Linked DNA regions of Homo sapiens: all the other regions are linked to region 4. Evidence: chromatin loops called from intact Hi-C (ENCODE). Cell type or tissue: CD4-positive, alpha-beta T cell. All regions are shown on one strand.

Region 1 (4,000 bases), 120 kb before region 4:
GAAAGGAAAGCTAGGGTTGAGAGGGAAAAAAATCTTAATGTTAAAGCAGTTAGCTTTTTAGAGGAAGGGTGTATCAGGAAACTGCTCTCAGCACGAGGGCATCCAGCTGCTCCCCTGAGAGGCTCCACCCAATACCTCAGGCTCTTCTCTGAAAGGAGATGACCCAGGGGCTAATGTTTGCTAGACACTCCAAGAGACATGGTCCTTGTGGGTATCTTGGATCATCCCCAGAAAGCTGTAATACTTGGAACCAGGAAAATACAGGAGAGTGACTGAGGACACATCACCCTGCAAAGGATCCAAAGACATGCTGGGAAGGCGCGCGTGCCTAGAGAAGATGAGAGGAGATGCGCAGAGCGTCAGGTGATTACTCTCTGCTTTCCTGTTATGTGAAATGTTCACGAACAGACGAAATTAAAAAGAGCCACCTACTGCTCTCTTAAACAAAAATAAACAATTAAAATGCCACGTCCGTTTTGAAATTAAATAAAGGACTAATAGTTGATAATGTGATCTGGACAGGGATAGTCGGCATTGGGGAATGTGGGAAAGAAATTGGAAATGTAGAATTTTCTACAGTCCCTATAACAGTTAGGCTGGGAGAAGTTTTGGATTTGAGACCCTGCTTGCCAAACATTTGAAAATTGCAGACAAAACCAAGGACCCTGTAGAGCATTAAAATAACTAAATAGCTGGCAATTAGGCTGAAATGGCCATGATGCTCTGGGATTCTGCCTAAGGAAACCTAACTACGTCGAAAGAATTTCTTACAAATTACTAACTTTGAGAAAAAAAAAAAAAACACAAAACTTAGGCTTAACCAACCACAAGCTGCCAATAAAGCTCTAAGTACATAACCAGGACATTTCCACCGGATGGGTGCAAATGCAATACATAACTGTAACCAATCAAATACTGAATCTGGTTTGCTTCCTCATACCTCTTACAAAAGCCTTTTGTTCCAAGTCTCTCCTTTGAGCCCCCAAACCATAGTTGGATATTCTCTGATTCATAAATTGCTGTTTGTGCAAATAAACTGTTTGTATTAATCGGTTCTGGCATTACTATAAATGCCTCAGACTGGGTAATTTATAAGAAAGAGGATTAACTGGCTCATGGTTCCACAGGCTGTACAGAAAGCATAACACCAGCATCTGCTTCTGGGGGGGCCCCACCCAGGAAGCTTAAAATCCTGGTGCAAGGTGAAGCAGGAGCTTGAAAAGAAGGCAAGGGGGTTGCTATACACTTTTAAATAAGAACTTCAGGGAACTCAGTCACTATCGAGAGGTCAATACCAAGAGGAATGGTGCTAAACTATTCATGAGAAATTCACGCCCATAATCCAAACACTTTCCACCAGGCCCCACCTCCAACATGGGGTATTACATTTAAATAGGAGAGTTGGGCTGGAAAACACTTCGAAACTATATCCTAAAGATGCCTCAATTTAGGCTACGACAGTGGCTCATGCATGTAATCCCGGCACTTTAGGAGGCCCGAGGGGGGCGGATCACCTGAGCTCCGGAGTTCGAGACCAGGCTGAGCAACATTGCAAAAACCCGTCTCTACCAAACAAACAAAAAACAAAACCACAAAACCAGGCGAGGTGGCGGCGCATGTCTCCCTAGTCCTAGCTACTTGGGGAGCTGGGGTGGGAGGATCATCTGAGCCCAGGAGGTGGAGGCTGCAGTGAGCCGAAATCTTGCCACTGCACTTTAGCCTGGGCACAGAGTGAGACACTGTCTCCAAAATAAATAAATAAAATAAGCCACAATTTTTAAAAGGAGAAAGGAGGGACTGGGGACCCCAAGGCCCACTGCTTCTTCCACGGAGGAACTCCAGACCCTGAATGAGGATTCTCGTCTTATGACGTCCCCGCACAATCTGGAGGAGACTCGGGATTGCGACACAGAGCTGCCCAAAAAGTCTCTGGGCTGGAAAGAAATTCGCGTTTATGGACAAAACAAGACGCTCGGGTTTTGGCTGCAGGCTCAGCTCCTAATCTGCGACGGAGGGAAGTGAGGACTGAACTGTGCCCACGGGGACTCGGAGCTGCTGCAGAGCTGACCGCGAGGCCAAGATCCCACCGCAGCCAGTTCCGACCGGATTCAAACAGCCTCTTCCCCCTTCTCGGGACACCCACTCCGCGCACTCACCATTTCCCAGCCTCCGGATGTTCCGCCTTCTTCCCTATGGATCTCCCAGTACCTGCAGGTCACAGGATAACAGGGGCTATGGTGGAGTCACCGAGGAGCTAATGGAGCGGAAGAGATGGAATAGTACAGACGGGTACTGGACTCAGAGCCTAGAAGCTAGGAGACGAAGGCCTTGCCATATTGAAGAGCCCGCCTCTTCCTCTCTAGCTGCGCACCTGATTGGGCAGTTTTCACGCTAGCACCACTGATTGGCTGGGGTTCTCCGCCCCACACATTTAGACCCTGATCGACAGGAGATGTAATGAGACACTGGGCTGAATGAGGAAAGAGTGACAGGTTTTTGCCTGCAGCATGTTCAGGCAGCGATTTCTCCTTGTGTTGGGGGCCTGGCCCTGCCTGAGGGACATTTGTATTTAACGTTGTATATAAGATTATATCACTTTCTGATTATATTTACGTGTGTGTATATCAATTTCTGAATTATAGTTATGTGTATGCTGCAGGCCCTGTCTCAGCATCCTGTCTTTCCCTTTAGTTGCAGGAGATCAAAGTCCTCCAGGAGATGCAGCTGCACCAGCTGGCTGCAGACAATTATCACCTTCAGTCTGTGAAGCAATTTTGGGTCTGCTTCCAATTAATGGAGTGTCTCAGTGAGACTGAGAGGTGAGGGCCTAGCAGATTGGTTAGTGCCACTCACCCAGACCTCCCAAAACACCCTGTTTCTTTCCCACCAAAGCTGAGCCTGCCTGAGGACCTAAACAAGCATGGAGAACGAAGATGGGACCCTAGTCAGGGATAGTGCTGGGCTGTGGGGTAAAGTCAGCTGGGTCAGTGCCTCCAGGTGTGGGAAGGAGCCGGCCTCTTCTCTAGGGCCCTGGGCAAGTCACTGCCCTCTTTGGGCCTCTGTTTTCTTATCCAAAAAATGTAGGGATGATGAGACTGAGAGGGGCTAATGATGAGCTTCAAAGGAGAAAAGAACTTTGAGAGTGCTTGTGCCTGGCTCTTCCTGAGATGATGAGAACAATGGTGACAGCTACATATAACTGAGTCCTCACAAGGCCCAGTGAGGTAGGTGGTTCCCATCACACTTTCAAGTTGAGAAAACAGTCTCAGGGAGGCCTGGCTGCATGCCCAAGGTTCCACATACAGGGAGTGTTGGAGCAGGGAGTCAATCTAGAATCAGAACTTACTGGAGATGACAGGAGCATTGGACCAGCTTACTCACACCAGTTATCCAGGATACCAGGTCAGTGTAACTGGGCATAACTGGGTGAAGGGAGCATAGTATCACTGACCTTTTCTTTGACTCTGGCAGATGAAGACATCCACGTTGGCCACCCTGGAGACGAAACCACAGAGAGGCCAGATGAGGCTAAAGCAGCAAAAAGGCAGTGTCCCTGTGATGGGGAGGAGCTCCAGGGAGTCAGAGGGAAGAGCTCCTCCCTCACAGCCGGAGGCCTCCACATCAAAAGAGCAAGGGGCCTTTCTCCCGTAGCCCTTCCCTCCTGTGGCAACAGTCCCTGAAATGCCTCTATAAGACAAATCTGAGTAAAAGCCTGGAAGAGCTGGATTTGGGAAATAGTGGGGGCAGGGACCACATAACATTGTGACTTGTAAAAATCTCACCACAGAGTTAACATGGGAACATGGGGGTTCATGTTTTTGGAGGCCAGCTAGGAGGAGGGGAGAGAGTTGGGGAGAGGCAGCTGAGTGTCTTTGGCTTTTTCAAGTGGAAGATGTAGATAGGAGGGTCCAGGAGACAGGGGATTATGAGACTTCAGGGGACAGGCCTTGAATGGACACCCAAAATTGGATACTCATCCCCATCACCACCCGATGGCACA
Region 2 (4,000 bases), 1.1 Mb before region 4:
TTAAATATTTATTCATTCAACTAACTTTGGGTGGAAGGTACTTGTAAGTTTAAAAGTCCTTTCTGAAAGTGGAAATAACATAACAATGTTTGCATAAAAGACACTCAATGGTTCTCAAAGCGTATCTGAGAGTCTAATCAGCCTATTAACTTTGTTCTGAATAACCAACAACAAATGTGAGCTTTTTGTCACATCTATGCATTTTCCCCTGTAAACTGATACCTACATTTTAAATGCATTTTTAAAATGTTCCATTTGGCCCTATGATAATTATTTCCCCTCTAAAAAGCGAAAGGATTTTGGTTTAAGAGCAAATGAGACAGAGTATCTGGTCCATGAAAAAGGCTAAGTGGAAAGATCAGTTCCCTGAAGTTTGTAACCAATAACAAGAGAAACTCCAATGCTACCTTGTTCATGTAATCAACAATATATGAGTTGAAATAAACTAGTGAGCTATACATTTCTGATATATACCAATTTACCAATCAACAGGAGGGGAAGAAATCGCTCAAATGTGACTACTGTTAACAAACATCTAAATATCAGACATAGTCTCTATTAAAATCGTAACCTATCCATTTTGAAATCATTCCTTCGACTTTTATGTTTTTAATCGCCCCATTAAAAAAAAAGCAGCCACTTTTAAAAGTAAATTCCCCCCTTTTTCAAAGTAACTTGCCTAGGAAAATGTAATGCATTAAAATAAAACATAACAGACAAACCAATTACAACATTAAAGAAAAAACTAAAATGATGAGTAACACAAACCAATCGCTCCAGTTTAGCAAAGGGTGTGTTTTTAATCTGTTGTGGGTATCCTATTATACTAATAGGCAACAACGTTTAAAAGTCATCCCAATGCCTAAAACACCGCCATATACATAACATACTTGTCCTTTACTCCAATGAAGCTTAAACTAGACCCAAACTCAGACCATTTCCTTCTCCTGGCACACTGAAACATACGAGAGGGAATCCAAGAAATCAGATATGTTAAGTGCTGGTATCTTCTTCCACAGTAGGGTCAAATTTGTGTTTGCCAGCTAATGTCACCGTCCCAGTAAGTCTGCAAATTCTCACTAGCGCTGGAGTGCAAAGAGGCCTGACCACGGAAACACCTGTCCTAGCACCAGGAAAACAGTGGGAAAGGCAACCCCGTCTCCGCGCCGGCCCCAAAGCCTCGGCTGCAGCGATCGGGGGAACAAGAGGCCCGCTGCCGCTGGTCTCACGGGTGCGGCGGACAAGGTCCCACACCCCCGGCCCGCCTCCCGAGAACCAGGAAACCTGTCAAGCCAGCCTGCACCCACCCTCCGCAGCCCCCTCGCGCTCCTGCCCAGCCCGGCCCCGGCCCACCCGACCGCTCCGCGTCCGCCCCGGCCTCCCGGCTGCACTCTGCCACCTCATCCCTCCCCGGCTGCCTCGCGGCCCCGCCACCTCCGCCCCGCGGCCTGGGCTCATGCCGCCCCCCGGGCAGGAGCGCCCCGCCGCCACCCCCCACCCGGCCCCGACCCGACCCCGTAAGTTCCCCAGCGGCCCGGTCCCCGCCGCCCCCAGGCCTGAGCTCCCGCCGCGCGCTCCCCACCCCGAGACTCCGCCCTTGCCCCGCTCGGCCGCTCCCGGCCCACTCCCCAAAGCCGGCTACCTGGAGGCAAGGGCGACGGAGCACTTCACCCAGGGCCCCAGGTCGCAGAGGGCCCGGTGCTCGGGGTCCCGCTCCTTCTGCCTCTCCACATGGTAGGCGTAGATGGAGAGCAGGATTCCGGCAGCGCACACTGCATACCGGGCCACCCGCTCCCACCGCGGCACCGACACGCTCAGCAGGACGGCCGTCGCCATCCTGCCGCCGCCGCCACCGCCTCCCTCCGCCTCCACCGCCTCCCTCCGCCTCCACCTCAGCCGCCGCCGCCCGTCGGGACCCGACCCAGCTGCCGCGGCCGCCGCCGCGCCCCATTGGCTCGGTCGCCTGCTCCGGGCCCCGCCCCCACAGGCGCGCGGCCCAACCGCCCCGAAAGGAGTGAGCTGGACGGGGCGGGGAAAGAGCGGGCGGGCGCGGAGGGTGGGGGCGGAGTGCGCAACCGCCGGGGAGGCCGGATCTGCGGGCGGAGATTGAGGCGACGCGCGCGAGGGGTGGAGCCCGGGGGAGAAAGGGGTGGGGCAGGGGCGGGGCAGGGTAGGGGCGGGGCCGAGCGCGCCAGTGCGGGAGGGACTTAGAGGAGCGGTGCAACTAGCACCTTGCAAGGATGCCACTGTGGGTGACTGGGCGAACCCTCGGCCCCTCCCTCTGGGGATGGCAATCAATTGCCATCCTTTTTCCTTTTTTCGTTGTATTTTTCTGACCCAATCCAAATCAACCCTGGCCAGTGCTTGGAGCTCCAGAGACACACACCTATGACCTGATCTTCCCACCACCACCTCCGGGGACACTCTGTTCGACCTGTGCAAAACTTTTTTTTTTAATGTGCAAAACTATGTTTTAAATTTAAAAACTATTTTTAAAAAATGATTCATGGACCGGGTACAGTGGCTCACGCCAAATCCCAACACTTTGGGATGCCGAGGCAGGTGGATCACTTGAGGTCAGGAGTTCAAGACCAGCCTGGCCTACATGGTGTAACCTCGTCTCTACTAAAAATACAAAAAACAAACCAAAAACAATTAGCCCGGTGTCGTGGTGGGCGCCTCTAATCCCAGCTACTCGGGAGACTGAGGCATGAGAATTGCTGGAACCCGGGAGGTGGAGGTTGCAGTGAGCCAAGATCGTGCCACTGCACTCCAGCCTGGGCGATAGAGTAAGAGTCTCAGAAAAAAAAAAAAAAAAAAAAAAAAAAGATTTACGAATGCCTTGCTTCTCCGTAAGCTGAATTTGAAGTTGCTTACCATAACTCATATAATATAGAAAAATAAAGATGAGCTAATACAATCAGGATGAAGAAAAAGAAAAGTCAGAATAAAATGAAAGGCCAGGAATAAGAACACAGATAAGCAGGCCATAGGGGCTTACATAGTTATTAAAATTGCATCATAAATTTGGCTCTGAGCTTCCTGGTGGCCAACACTAAAAGGAAAACAGATGTATGTGCTTTTTCTCACTGTCTTTAAGAAGAAACACAGTGTTCTTGGAGATTTTCAGTGTTTCCCTGGTTGCAGCTTTCAATTTTTCAGGGGCTTTATATAGTGATTTTGAGTAATAAGCAATATCCTTGTATTCGTTATCTATTCTTGGGTAAAAATCACCCCAAATTTAGCAGTTAATAAACAATAAACTTTTTTTTCCCTCACAGTTTCCATGGGCTAGGAATCTGGGTGAGGTTAGCTGTGTCCTCTGGCTCAGGCTCTCATGAGGATACAATCAAGCTGTCAGCCAGGGCTGCAGCTCTCTCAAGGCTTCAGAATCCTCTTTCAAACTCACTTCCACTGCTGCTGGCAGGCCTGAGGTCCTCTCTGGCTGTTGGCTGGAGACATCATTTCCTGTCCACTTCCACCTCTTGGTAAGAAGCAGCAGGCTTACCCCGGGGAGAGGGAGGAGAAAGAGGAAGAGACAGAAAAAGAAAATGAGAGTGAGATCACAGTCCTTTTTTGAAACCTAATCCCAGAAGTGACATCCCATCACTTTTACGTAGTCTATTGCTACTTAGAAAATAGTCTCTAGGTCCAGCCAGTCATGGTGGCTCACACCTGTAATCCCAGAATTTTGGGAGGCCGAGGTGGGTAGAGCACCTGAGGTCAGGAGTTCGAGACCAGCTGACCAGCATGGTGAAACCCCGTCTCTACTAAAAATACCACAATTAGCTGGATGTGGTGGCACATGCCTGTAAACTCAGCTACTTGGGAAGCTGAGGCATGAGACTCACTTGAACCTGGGAGGTGGAGGTTGCAGTGAGCCGAGCTCACACCATTGCACTCCAGCCTGGCTTACAAGGAGAAACTCCATCTCAAAAAAAGAAGAAAAAAAAGAAAGAAAGAAAGAAAAAGAAAATAGTTCCTAGGTCCAGCCCATGCT
Region 3 (4,000 bases), 380 kb before region 4:
GGGCAGATTGTGTCCTAGAAAGAGTGAAGGGACAGAAAAATTAAATGGGGTGCAAAAGTAACAATAGCTGAAAACTTGCAAAAATTTGTCAAAACCCCACATTTTATATCCAAGCAGTCAACAGATTCCAAAAAGAAAATCCAAGTAAAATCGTACAAAGGCCACATTGTGATTTAAGAAACTGGCAGGACAGGGCTTCCAATTGACTTTCTAAAATTTCTAATTTTTACTAATTATAATGATGGAAAATAGGTTATCCTTGAGAGATTTATCTTGGAGAAAGTCTCACATATCAGGCACAGATGACTAAGGGTTATTAAAGGCAGATGACTTTCTAGCCTTGTTTTAGAGTTTTAATTTCTTACCTTGGAAATAAATTTGTTTCTTACAAATCTTGTAGTAAAAGTGATTCTCCAGAAAGATGTGCCCAGGATATTCTCTCCTGCTGCATCCTCCCTGCACAGAATTGAAGCTGTGCGTACTTCAATTTCAGAAATGTACAATATGAATTACTTAGTTAATCTGAAAAACTAAAAGAAAAACATGAATTAAGGTAATTACTTTTATGTTCCTTCAGCAAATTACTAAAAGTGGTTCCAGAGATATATTTAAAAATGATTATTAAAAGAGTTTTTAAGGGAGCCCTATTCAGGGCAAAAAGACATTGTACATTACCTCAGTACACAAACTTTCCTAATGTTTTGGGAAGGACCTAGGGTCCTGTTTTGTCCTTTTGGCCCGTGTTAACACTAGGACACCTGATACCTGGGAACCAGCCTGTGTGGGAGTCACAGAGTGGTGGATGTGGCTCCCAAAGTGGCTTAAAGGGGTCCCTTCTCTGTGCAGTTGAGTATTCTGATTGTACGAAGGAGTCAGGCCTTTCCCGTGTGACGTTTTCTCCTCTTTATTACAGTGGCAGGCGCATCCCTGCGAGAGGCCTGACCCAGGTGTGTAGGCCAAGCAGCCAGCCCGGAAATCCAATGGGGTGTTCTTGGGGTACAGAGGAGGATCTGTGACAGTCCAGAGAGAGAGAAAGGAAAAGGTGGCTTTGAAGAGGCAAGTGCAAAGATACCAGAGACGGGGTATTGTCATTTTAGGCAGTTAATTGACGGTTTCACTTACCAGGGAGCTCCCATCATGGGCTCCCAAAAGGCCTGACAACTGCTAGGCCCACGGGCCATTAGCTGCACCTTTACTGAGGGGCTGCACTATGCATGTCTGAAAGCCGCGTGGGACAGAGGAAGGGGCAGGGATGAGGGAAAGGACGGGGTGAGGGAAGGAAGGGAGGGTAAACCTAACTACGGCAACCTTGAGCAGGCTGGAAGAGGCTTCCTCAGGTAGGGGTGATGTCACAATCACAGGTTGAGATCAGCTGCCCGGGCCACGCTGGCTCCTCGCAGGCAGGCGAGATTTGGGAACAGCCAGGATCCCCTCCGCACGGGAGAACAGCTCTAGACGCGCAGAGGGGCGGAGTCCAAACGGGTGCCATCACCGTACATCCTGGGAGCTGTAGTCTCTTAACCGCTCGTAGCCCGTTGGTGGCAAGGCGACAGTATTACAATCCCAGCATGCGCAAGTCTGGGGGCGGTGCGAAGCCCTGGGGACACGGCGGTGCGCGCCTAGCTAGACATGCTGAGAGATGTAGTCTCTTAACCTCTCGCAGTCCCTAGGTTGCAGGACTGCAGGACTACAATCCCGGCATGCTCCGGGCTCGGGGTTTGGGCATAGCTTTAGAAAGAGAGGCAGGGCGGCAGGGCGGCAGGGCGGCAGGGCGCGGTGGTTTTCGCCTGTAATCCCAGCTCTTTGGGAAGCCGAGGCAGGCGGATCACGAGGTCAGGAGATCGAGACTATCCTGGCTAACACGGTGAAACCCCGTCTCTACTAAAAATACAAAAAATTAGCCGCGCGTGGTGGCGGGCGCCTGTAGTCCCAACTACTCGGGAGGCTGAGGCAGTCTTGAACCCCGGAGGCGGAGGTTGCAGTGAGCCGAGATCGCGCCACTGCACTCCAGCCTGGGCGACAGAGGGAGACTCTGTCTCAAAAAAAAAAAAAAAGAAGAAGAAGAAGAAGAAGAAAGAAGAAAGAAGAAGAAAGAGAGGCAGGGCGCTGCGCACCTCGCCGGGCGTGCGGGGACGTTGTAGTCTCTTAACGGCTCCCGGCTCTCTGGTCGCCTGGCTGCAGGACTACAATTCCAGCAGGCACCGGGCTCAGTGGGAGGGGCAGGGTGGTGTGGACCTGGCAAAGCAGTGCTGCCCGCTCACCCCCTGCTGCCCTGTCTCCATGGGGAGTGAGTTTGGAGAGAGATATAAGGGATAAATCTGGGCTTTTGCCCAAATCTGGCAGGTCCTACCTCCGGCTGAGCAGCTCTTCCTCTCTTTATCCTTATCCGCTGGTTTTTCCATGGCATCGCGCCTCCTTCAGCCCATGGAGCCGCCTGCTTTCCTAAACTACTACAGAAACTGGCCTGATGGCTGTCTGAGACATTGTACATTGTGCCACCGGCCTCTGCTTACTCCAGGCAGAGCGCCAGTTCAGCAGCATTTGGGAGAAATTTGCTGCCTGGGCCGCCCGTAAACAACTTGAGCTTTGCAGTGGGTAACATGGGCTGTGGTTTGGTGAAAATGTCAACCTCACTGACCCCTTTTTCGTGGAAGTAGAAGTCGAGACATGAGGGAGAGTAATTATTGGCTTACCCGGGATCTGCTAAAAGCAGAGGAGAAAGCCCCAGTGTTTCCAGGCATGTGTCTGGGTGGGCCATTTTTACCAACCCATTTAAGGGGCTAGGCCTCCAAAAATCAACCTAAAGGTAATGATTGTTTTGATATTTTACACATGTGATCATGGCTTCATCTCACCTTAGACCTGACTGGCCAGTGTCTCAAAGACATAGATGGTGACCAGCTCTCTCTGGAACAGATGGCACTCCAGCTTTGTGGGAGCAACTTTCAAGGTGTAGATCATTTGGAAGGCATTTGAACCTGTGAGGTTTAACATCTCTGCTTTGGATGGAAAGCTCATGACCTTCTGCAGTCAGGGATGGAACTGAACTTGCTGGGACTGATCTGTTGAAATGTTCTGTCTAGATAGTGGAAACATCCAGGAGCACTTCTGCTTCCATGTAGCCTCTTAATAATTGATGTCCCTAAAATACTAAGTACTCAGAAACAGTTACTTTTGGCGGGGCACAGTGGCTCACACCTGTAATCCCAGCACTTTGGGAGGCCAAGGCGTGTGGATCACCTGAGGCCAGGAGTTTGAGACCAGCCTGGCCAACATGGTGAAACCCCATCTCTACTAAAAATACAAAAATTAGCTGGGCATGGTGGTGTGTGCCTGTAATCTCAGCTACATGGGAGGCTGAGGCAGGAGGTGGAGGTTGCAGTGATCTGAGGTTGCACCACTGCACTCCAGCCTGGGCGACAGAGCAAGACTCCATCTCAGAAAAAAAAAAAAAAAAAAAAGAAAGTTACTTTCAGAAAGTTGGTACAAGCTTTCTTGTTTTTATATCTAATCTGTAATAACCCGGGTGTTAATCTACAGGGAAGTGATAGTTCATTCATGTCACACATTCCAATAGTTTTTCATTTGTGATTTCTGAATGTGGTACACTATCAAAAAAAATGGGAAAACATGATTGTGACCATGGAAATCTATTACTGTACTTGCGAAACTTGTGAAGAATTTACCACTTCAGGATTAATTACACCTAGATTCGTCACTGCCTTTGTAAAGAAAGGAAGAGAAACCATGTGTCATCTATGCAGGTGGCAAGATGAGGAAGTATAGGGAGATGACAGCACAATACTGGGGCTCTAGTCTTTTTTTTTTTTTTCTTTGAGACAGAGTCTCATTCTGTCACCCAGGCTGGAGTGAAGTGGTGCAATCTCGGCTCACTGCAAACTCCGCCTCCCGGGTTCACACAATTTTCCTGCCTCAGCCTCCCAAGTAGCTTGCTTTACAGGCATTTGCCATCACGCCTGGCTAATTTTTGTATATTTAG
Region 4 (4,000 bases):
TTAAGAAAAAAAAGCTTTTTATTATAATTTTTGTTTATAATTATATAATTTTAATTTTATTATGGTTGTTTTATTATAATTTTTATTTTAGTATCATTTAGGGTACAAGTGGTTTTTGGTTACCTGGATGAATTGTATAGTGGTGAATTCTGAGATTTTAGTGCACCTGTCACCTGAGTAGTATATAATGTATATATTGTACCAAATAGGTAGTTTTTTCACCCCCATCCACTCCCATCCTCTGCTTGTGAGTCTCCGAAGTCCATTATATCACTCTGTATGCCTTTGCATACGCATAGCTTAGCTCCCACTTATAAGTGAGAAATAATGGTATTTGATTTTCCATTCCTGAGTTATTTCACTTAGAATAATGGCCTCCAGCTTCATTCAAGTTTCTGCAAAAGACATTTCATTCCTGAGGTGCTGACCTTCGGTTTACTGGACACATCTCATAGACAGGGCAGAGGATGAGGGCAAGATCCCTCTAAGGCACTCCCCCACGCCCTACCACTCCTGCTCTGGAAGGACCCCTGAAGGGCACTGGAAGGGTTGGACTTCTCAGTGCAAGCCAACACCCACACCTGTGAGTACCAACAGACCCAGAGAGCAGCAGGAGCCCCTCACTTCTGAGAACCCCTCCCAGGATGTCAAGACTTAAGCCAGGGAGTAGAGAGAATCAGTCTCTCAGACCCAGAGAGGATTCAGGGAAAGGGCACAGGAGAACCCAGCCCAGAGCCAGAACACAGTTCAGCTCAGTGTGGGAACTCGCAGCATGGAGTGGATGGCCCTGCACGGCTGAAGAGACCAGTGTGAGGGGGAGTCTCACCCATTGTGGAGTCAGGCCCTTATATTAGGTGGCGAGAGGGTGAGGTGAGAGTTACAGCCCTTCCCAGCTGAGTTCTGGACCAGGGCTGGAGCCCAGGCCAAACATCCCTGGGGAAAGGGTGTGAGGCAGGAAGCCCTGAGCCAAGTTGAACACTGGGGTGCTGTCCCCGGAGCAGCCTGGGATGCCCTGACAGCACCCATGCCACAGTCTGCACACACCCCTTACTCTGAAATTAACAGCCTGTAGGGGTGTCCTCAGTATCAGAACAAGTGGGCCACACAAAGCCCTCGAGGACTCCAGGAACCCAGTTCCATGGGGTGCAGCCCTGCAAGGGCCAGATGAGCTGGGTAGAAAAGCTGACGAAGTCTTCCTTCCTTCCAGCCAAATCTGGAAGAAAGGCCCCTGGCCTGGAGCAGTGTTCCTGGTATCCAGGCCTCTGTGGGCATCCCTCAGCACAAAGACCCTCTCCAAGGGGGATGGGACGGCCCTTCTAGGACCACCGGCCCAGCTCCAGAAGCCCATGGGTAATCCCCACCGTCACCTGACTGAGCTGTCCCTGAGGCTAAGGCCCAGCAGCATGAAGGGACTCCCACAGAAACCAGGGCAGTAGGCTGCTCTCTGGCGGCACTGGGGGAGCAGGGTCTGGCTAACCTGTCCCTGGCTCAGGACACATGCCTGGAAATTAGGGTTTTCTCCTCTGCTCTTAACATCGCCTGGGTAAACCAATAATTACCCTCCCTCATGTTTCATAATTCACAACTATGTAAAAGTTGCTGGTGAGGGTGACATTTCCAGGAAGCCACAGCCCATGTCACCCCCCTGCAAAGTTGTGACCTTATCCGCGGACAGGTCAGGCGGCAGAGTTCTCCCAAAAGCGGGTGAACTGGCGCTCTGGCTGGAGGGTGTAGAGGGCAGCAGCACAATGGACAGCGTCTGGGACCTCAGGCCAGTTCCACAGCAGCTTAGGAGAGCAGGCGGCTCCCTGGGCTGGAGGAGGCGCGACGCTTTTGAGGGAAACCGAGCTGAGCAGCGGGAGATGGAGTGAGGCTGAGACCCGTCCGATTTGGGCAAAGGCGAGATGCACTTCGCAGCATCACACCCTCCTCACTGCCCAGCACCGACCTACCCCTCAAGTCCCTCTCCGGACTCAATCCCCTTAGCCAGGGTGGCACAGACTGAGGGGCCAGCGTAGGTTTGGAAGCAGAGAGGTCCACACGGCCCAGCTCCTCCCTCTGAGGCTGCGCACCACCCCCGAGCCCGGCGCTTGCTGGGACTGTAGGCCGGTAGCCCTGCGACCAATGGCCGAAAGCGGTTAAGAAACTACTCCTCCCAAGCTTGCAGTGAGCCGAGATCGCGCCACTGCACTCCAGGCTGGGCGACAGAGCGAGACTCTGTCTCAAAGAAAAAAGCAAAAAACAAAAAAAGAAACTACTCCTCCTAGCATGCCTTACGAGGCGCGCACCGCCCTCTCCAGGTATCATCACCAACCCATTCCCCTTGCATGCTGGGATTGTAGTCTCGCAGCCCTGCGAACAACGGCCGAAAGCGGTGAAGAAACTACTTCTCCCAGCATGCCTGGCGAGGCGCGCCCCGCGCTGCCCCCCCAGGTGTCCTCACCAACCCCACTCCCGTTGCATGCTGGGATTGTAGTCCCGCAGCCTTGCGACCAACGGCCGGAAGCGGCTAAGACACTACTCCTGCCAAATACCCTGCAGTAGCGCACCGCGCTATGTCTCCCTCCAGGGATCTGTACCACTCCCAATCCTGTTTCGTGCTGGGATTGTAGTCTTGTAAACCTACAACTAACACCTGGGTGCGGATAAGAGACTACAGCTCCCATCATTCCCAGCAAAGGGCCGTTCTGCACCGAGCTCTTTCAGGATTCCAGTGCAGTTCCGCCATGCGGAGGGAAGCTTGGCTGTTCACAAACCTCTCCTGCACTCGAGGAGACAGCTTGGCCGGGGCAGCTGATCTCACCTTGTCATTGTGACACGGTGTCTCCCCAACGTGCCGACTTCATGACTTGTCGTGCCCAAAGTTTACTTTCTCGCAGAACCGGTAGAGGCCAAGAGCTTCTCAGAGCTTCCGCCGCAGGGTTGCCATGGTAACGCTCGTTTCACCCCACCCCCCCCCCGCCGGGTCGACCCCACCCGTTCCCACTGAGGGGCCTCTCCTTTTAGCCCCACCCTCTATTGTTCCTCCCCTGGCTACATGCGCAGTGCTGCCCCTTGGTCCGGCGACGGAAGCTTCCTCGTGAGTGTCCTAAACCGTTGTTTGCTGCCTCATGTGAAGGTGCCCAGTCTCTGGTAACCTGGCACTTCACTTTTGAAAACCACCTTTTTTTCGGTCTCCCTTTGCTCCCCAGATGCACCTATTGGACCCCGGGCTGGCTGCATGGCCGGCGTCTGGGTCAGGCCTCGCACACAGACGCTCCTGTCACTGTGATAAAGAGGAGAAAATGTCCCAGGAGAAAGGGACATTTTGCGAGCCACATCCACCACTTCTCTGCCCCCCCACACAGGCTGGTTCCCAGGCCCCGGGGTCCTGGTGTGGACCTGCCTGCCGTAATTAACGCAGGTGCAGGACCTGAGCGCCTTGGTCCCTCCCAACACGTGAGAGAAGTTTGTGTGGTGAGGTTTGGACAGTGTCTGTGTTTCTGCCCTGAATAGGGTTCCCTGGAAAAACTTTATCCCTTTTTAAATACTCCCTTTGGTACCGCTTTTAAGACTTTGCCGGTGGAACTTAACAGTGATCATTTTTTTGAATCCATTTTTATATTTGCTTTTTTAGATTAACTCTTAAGTACTCCACGCTTCTGAAACGGGCGTAGGCACAGCGTCAGTTCTGTACAGTGCGGACGCAGCAGGACAGAATCTCCCTGGGCATCTTTCTGGAGCATCAGTTTTACTGCAAGATTTTAAGAAACAAATTTAATTGATTTCCAAGTTAAGAAATTAAACCTTGAAAACTAGACTAAAAAGTCATCTGCACCTGACGTAACAGACTTTCTGCAGGAAGAAAACTCTAAGGAGAGCATATTGTCCATTATTATAAATAGTGAAAATGAGAAATCATAGCAAGTCCCTTGAAAACCCTGCCCTGCCAGTCTTCTAATAGGGCCTTGGTATGGTTTTATGTGTATTTTCTTTTTGAAGTGTGCTCACCTTTTGAATA
Region 5 (4,000 bases), 640 kb before region 4:
ATAAATATTTCTTATGGTCATCTGCTACAAGCTAATTAATTAGAAAAATTGGATAATGACTTTATGCTTTATTACATGTTAATTGTAAATGGTTCCAATCAGCATAAATATACTAAAGTATTTTCAACTTTGAAAGATCCAAGAATGATTAAATCCTTCTGAATAAGTGTTTATAATAACTAAGATTATAGCCCTGTAGCTACAAAAATAATAGAAAAAATAAAGTTGTTATCTATGAGAACAACATTCTTCAAATTATTTGAAGTTTAAAGGCACTGGGAAAAGGGATTACTAGAGATGTCATTTTACTATGTTACCCAATAATGTATTATTACCATTTGTTACCTGCAGCCTTGATTAAGGTGGGATAGGTTACAGATGGTGACAGGATATACTTCATTCAATGCACAACAATTTAAACACACTAAAGCCACTTTTGTTTGATTTTAAAAATTATGGATCGCGCCCCCCAGCCCCCTCCCCCGACCCCGGGCCGGTGCAGCCGCAGGCGGGGTCCCCCTCCCCCTTCCCCCTCCCCCTTGCCCCTCTCCCCCCAGGCCTCGCGCGCCCCGGACCGGCCCCCCCTTTCCCCTCCCCCTCCGTGCCGCCTCTGCCGCGATGCCCCCCGCTGCGCCCGGGGCCCGGCTCCGGCTTCTCGCCGCCGCCGCCCTGGCCGGCTTGGCCGTCATCAGCCGGGGGCTGCTCTCCCAGAGGCTGGAGTTCAACTCTCCTGCCGACAACTACACAGTGTGTGAAGGTGACAACGCCACCCTCAGCTGCTTCATGGACGAGCATGTGACCCGCGTGGCCTGGCTGAACCGCTCCAACATCCTGTACGCCGGCAACGACCGCAGGACCAGGGACCCGCGGGTGCGGCTGCTCATCAACACCCCCGAGGAGTTCTCCATCCTCGTCACCGAGGTGGGGCTCGGCGACGAGGGCCTCTACACCTGCTCCTTCCAGACCCGCCACCAGCCGTACACCACTCAGGTCTACCTCATTGTCCACGTCCCTGCCCGCGTTGTGAACATCTCGTCGCCTGTGATGGTGAATGAGGGAGGTAATGTGAACCTGCTTTGCCTGGCCGTGGGGCGGCCAGAGCCCACGGTCACCTGGAGACAGCTCCGAGACGGCTTCACCTCGGAGGGAGAGATCCTGGAGATCTCTGACATCCTGCGGGGCCAGGCCGGGGAGTATGAGTGCGTGACTCACAACGGGGTTAACTCGGCGCCCGACAGCCGCCGCGTGCTGGTCACAGTCAACTATCCTCCGACCATCACGGACGTGACCAGCGCCCGCACCGCGCTGGGCCGGGCCGCCTACTGCGCTGCGAAGCCATGGCGGTTTCCCCCGCGGATTTCCAGTGGTATAAGGATGACAGACTACTGAGCAGCGGCACGGCCGAGGGCCTGAAGGTGCAGATGGAGCGCACTCGCTCGATGCTTCTCTTTGCCAACATGAGCGCCCGGCATTACGGCAACTATACGTGTTGCGCCGCCAACCGGCTGGGAGCGTCCAGCGCCTCCATGCGGCTCCTGTGCCCAGGATCCCTGGAGAACTCAGCCCCGAGGCCCCCAGGGCCCCTGGCCCTCCTCTCCGCCCTGGGCTGGCTGTGGTGGAGAATGTAGGCGCAACCCAGTGGAGCTCGCCTCCCCCTGCAGGGGGCCTCAGGCCAAGAGTGAGAGAAAAGGGGGAGCAAGAGCCCTGGGTCTCGTGGGGGCAGAAGGGCTCTCGGCCACCAAGGAAGAAGAGAAGAGGAGAAAGAGGAGGAGGCAGAGGAAGAAAGATCTTTAGAGAACCCATCACTGTGAGGGGTAACGCAAAATTATGTATCTTTCTACAGCCATTCTCGCTACCCGTTCACGTTTCCGATTGTGACCCACTCCCGCCACCCCATACCCCTCTCTCTTAGCTCAGGCTGTCAACAGGCTTGTGTGGGTGTGGGTGTGTGAGTGTAAGCCTGCATGCGTGTGTAGGTGTCTGTGTCTCTGTGTGTGTGTGTGTGGGTGGGCTGGGGGAAGGGACTCAACCGTCCTCCCACCCCCGAAACCCCCATGTCCACTGTCCCCAACCCTACTGCCTCTCACCTCTGGCTGGAGGTAGGTATGAGGCTCTGCAGTGGAAGCTGTGAAGAGAGGCTTACCAGGCTCCCTGCTTCCCCAATATATGCAGGCACACTGACCCCTCCCCCTGTCGAAAGGACAACTCCTGGCAGGTTGGGAGTGGGGAGGGGCATCGCACTCACCTGTCAAGCTGTCATTCAGCCTTTGCGAGTAAGTGGGGGACCTCCATCTGGGTTCTGGGCTTCCCTGCTGTCAACCACCAGCTTCCTGTAGCCAGAGGCTCCATCGCTGGCTCAGTGGCCTGAGACCTTCCCACTTTTCCTGTCCCTACCCACCCTGGATTTTCTGGCCCCCTCTTGGGCCAATCGGTGCTTCCATCCAACTGTCAGACTGGTGGCAGGAGTCACCTGTCTGTTTCAGTGCTTTGCCTTACCCCTGCCACCACTCCCCTTGGCCTTGATTTCCCCACCTGCGGAACCAGCCAGCTGCCCCTGGGGCCTTTGCAGCTGGCCCACAGGTGTGGGCTTGCTGGTCTATCACTTCCTGGCCTCTCCACCAACTGTACTTCCCAAAGGCTACCTGACCGCCCTCACACACACTCAGACACACCACACACACACACACCAGCGACTGTGACCAGCAATAGCCCCCTGGCTCCAGCTGTCCTGTAGCTGGTGACTAGCTGTATTTCCCCCTGGGTAGGCATCTGTTGTCAGGAAGGGACGCTGAGAGGCTGCAGCCTCAGCTCTGATTGTAGGAATACTCCGCCCTGGTACACCACACCACACAAAGTGGGGGACAGAGAGGCATCACACAGACATCCTGAGCCCAGATAAAGATGCCATGTCACCAACTCCGACTCCCACGAGACCCTCTATATAAACACCCACCCCAAACCACACCACTCAGAGTCTGGTGGAGAAGAGGAGAGGGCAAGGCTCAGTGACTGTACCTCAGACGGGGGCATGGGCCCCATCCCACGTTGTCTTCCATTCCCAGGGTCCAGGGGATGGGGTGGGACTGGGGAGGGATTCTAGGGAGGGGGTGGGAGGCCCTGGGGGCTGTGTGTTCCAATTCATGGGGATTGTTGAGACCACCACACCAATAAATGCCTTTTTCCAAAAAAAAAAAAAAAAATTATGTTCACGGCCAGGTGCGGTGGCTCACACCTGTAATCCCAGCACTTTGGGAGGCCGAGACGGGCAGATCACGAGGTCAGGGGATAGAGACCATCCTGGCTAACACGGTGAAACCTCGTCTCTACTAAAAATACAAAAAATTAGCCGGGCGTGGTGGCGGGCACCTGTAGTCCCAGCTACTCAGGAGGCTGAGGCAGGAGAATGGTGGGAACCCGGGAGGCAGAGCTTGCAGTGAGCCGAGATTGCGCCACTGCACTCCAGCCTGGGCGACAGAGGGAGACTCCATCTCAAAAAAAAAAAAAAAATTATGTTCACACAGGCTAGATGTGGCTTGCATTCCAATGGTTGAGACTCTTTCACCTGAGACTGAGACTTGGTGGTCTTCAGTTCACTGTCTTCTAGTTGCAGTGATGAGTGCATGTGTAAGATCAAGATTCAGAGGAAGAGGAGATGGTCAAGAGGAATCTGATTTGGTTGCATTCATGGCTTCCCAGAAGCACCGTGAATCTCAATAAAAGAAACCACTGGTTGGTGTGGTGGCTCACGCCTGTAATCCCAGCACTTTGGGAGGCCGAGGTGGGTGGATCACCTGAGGTAAGGAGTTCGAGACCAGCCTGACCAACATAGAGAAACCCTGTCTCTACTAAAAATATAAAAAAAAAATTATCCGGGTGTGGTGGTGCATGCCTGTAATCCCAGCTACTTGGGAGGCTGAGGCAGGAGAATTGCTTGAACCCAGTAGACGGAGGTTGTAGTGGGCTGAGATTATGCCATTGCACTCCAGCCTGGGCAACAAGA

The links. A loop is a pair of places that touch in the nucleus more often than their neighbours do. Peaks named below come from ENCODE experiments on the same cell type or tissue, not always from the same donor. Only the 100,000 strongest peaks of a DNase experiment are listed, where the experiment ranks them.
Region 1: it touches region 4 in a loop (2.3-fold over the local background); 8 of 110 quality-filtered maps call a loop at or near these places.
Region 2: it touches region 4 in a loop (4-fold over the local background); 3 of 110 quality-filtered maps call a loop at or near these places.
Region 3: it touches region 4 in a loop (8-fold over the local background); 15 of 110 quality-filtered maps call a loop at or near these places.
Region 5: it touches region 4 in a loop (6-fold over the local background); 9 of 110 quality-filtered maps call a loop at or near these places.

The regions. Positions count from the first base shown.
Region 1 is chr7:64,043,781-64,047,780 of GRCh38, reverse strand. ZNF727 (zinc finger protein 727) reads right to left here and starts at 2,347. Exons shown (of 4, transcript NM_001159522.3): 1 at 2,157-2,347. The coding sequence starts at 2,159. In CD4-positive, alpha-beta T cell, no CTCF peak of the experiment used is centred here; a DNase peak (open chromatin) is centred at 2,380; H3K4me3 peaks cover 645 bases; H3K27me3 peaks cover 190 bases.
Region 2 is chr7:65,036,208-65,040,207 of GRCh38, reverse strand. It overlaps LOC105375330 (a long non-coding RNA gene), which reads left to right and starts at 1,947. Exons shown (of 6, transcript XR_927607.1): 1 at 1,947-2,014; 2 at 3,282-3,488. It also overlaps the pseudogene LOC441241 and the pseudogene CCT6P3. RefSeq lists a silencer at 1,907-2,216. In CD4-positive, alpha-beta T cell, no CTCF peak of the experiment used is centred here; DNase peaks (open chromatin) are centred at 1,217, 2,047 and 3,505; H3K4me3 peaks cover 1,188 bases.
Region 3 is chr7:64,304,991-64,308,990 of GRCh38, reverse strand. LOC105375322 (a long non-coding RNA gene) reads left to right here. Exons shown (of 5, transcript XR_927582.2): 1 at 1-1,493. Among named protein-coding and RNA genes, the nearest start is that of ZNF736, 7.0 kb to the left of the region's middle. RefSeq lists enhancers at 1,059-1,218, 2,009-2,058. In CD4-positive, alpha-beta T cell, no CTCF peak of the experiment used is centred here; DNase peaks (open chromatin) are centred at 1,590 and 2,240; H3K4me3 peaks cover 1,649 bases; H3K27ac peaks cover 1,608 bases.
Region 4 is chr7:63,924,784-63,928,783 of GRCh38, reverse strand. It overlaps LINC02848 (long intergenic non-protein coding RNA 2848), which reads right to left. Exons shown (of 7, transcript NR_186803.1): 7 at 3,582-3,733. LOC124901653 (a long non-coding RNA gene) reads left to right here and starts at 870. Exons shown (of 2, transcript XR_007060341.1): 1 at 870-2,930; 2 at 3,617-4,000. It overlaps LOC105375318 (a long non-coding RNA gene), which reads right to left and starts at 2,879. Exons shown (of 4, transcript XR_007060342.1): 1 at 2,804-2,879. RefSeq lists an enhancer at 2,438-2,497. In CD4-positive, alpha-beta T cell, no CTCF peak of the experiment used is centred here; DNase peaks (open chromatin) are centred at 2,383 and 2,693; H3K4me3 peaks cover 2,168 bases; H3K27ac peaks cover 1,649 bases.
Region 5 is chr7:64,567,056-64,571,055 of GRCh38, reverse strand. It overlaps LOC124901657 (a long non-coding RNA gene), which reads right to left and starts at 2,381. Exons shown (of 2, transcript XR_007060357.1): 1 at 2,088-2,381. It also overlaps the pseudogene LOC100133092 and the pseudogene LOC100129293. In CD4-positive, alpha-beta T cell, a CTCF peak has its summit at 1,537; DNase peaks (open chromatin) are centred at 835 and 1,475; H3K4me3 peaks cover 1,202 bases; H3K27me3 peaks cover 226 bases.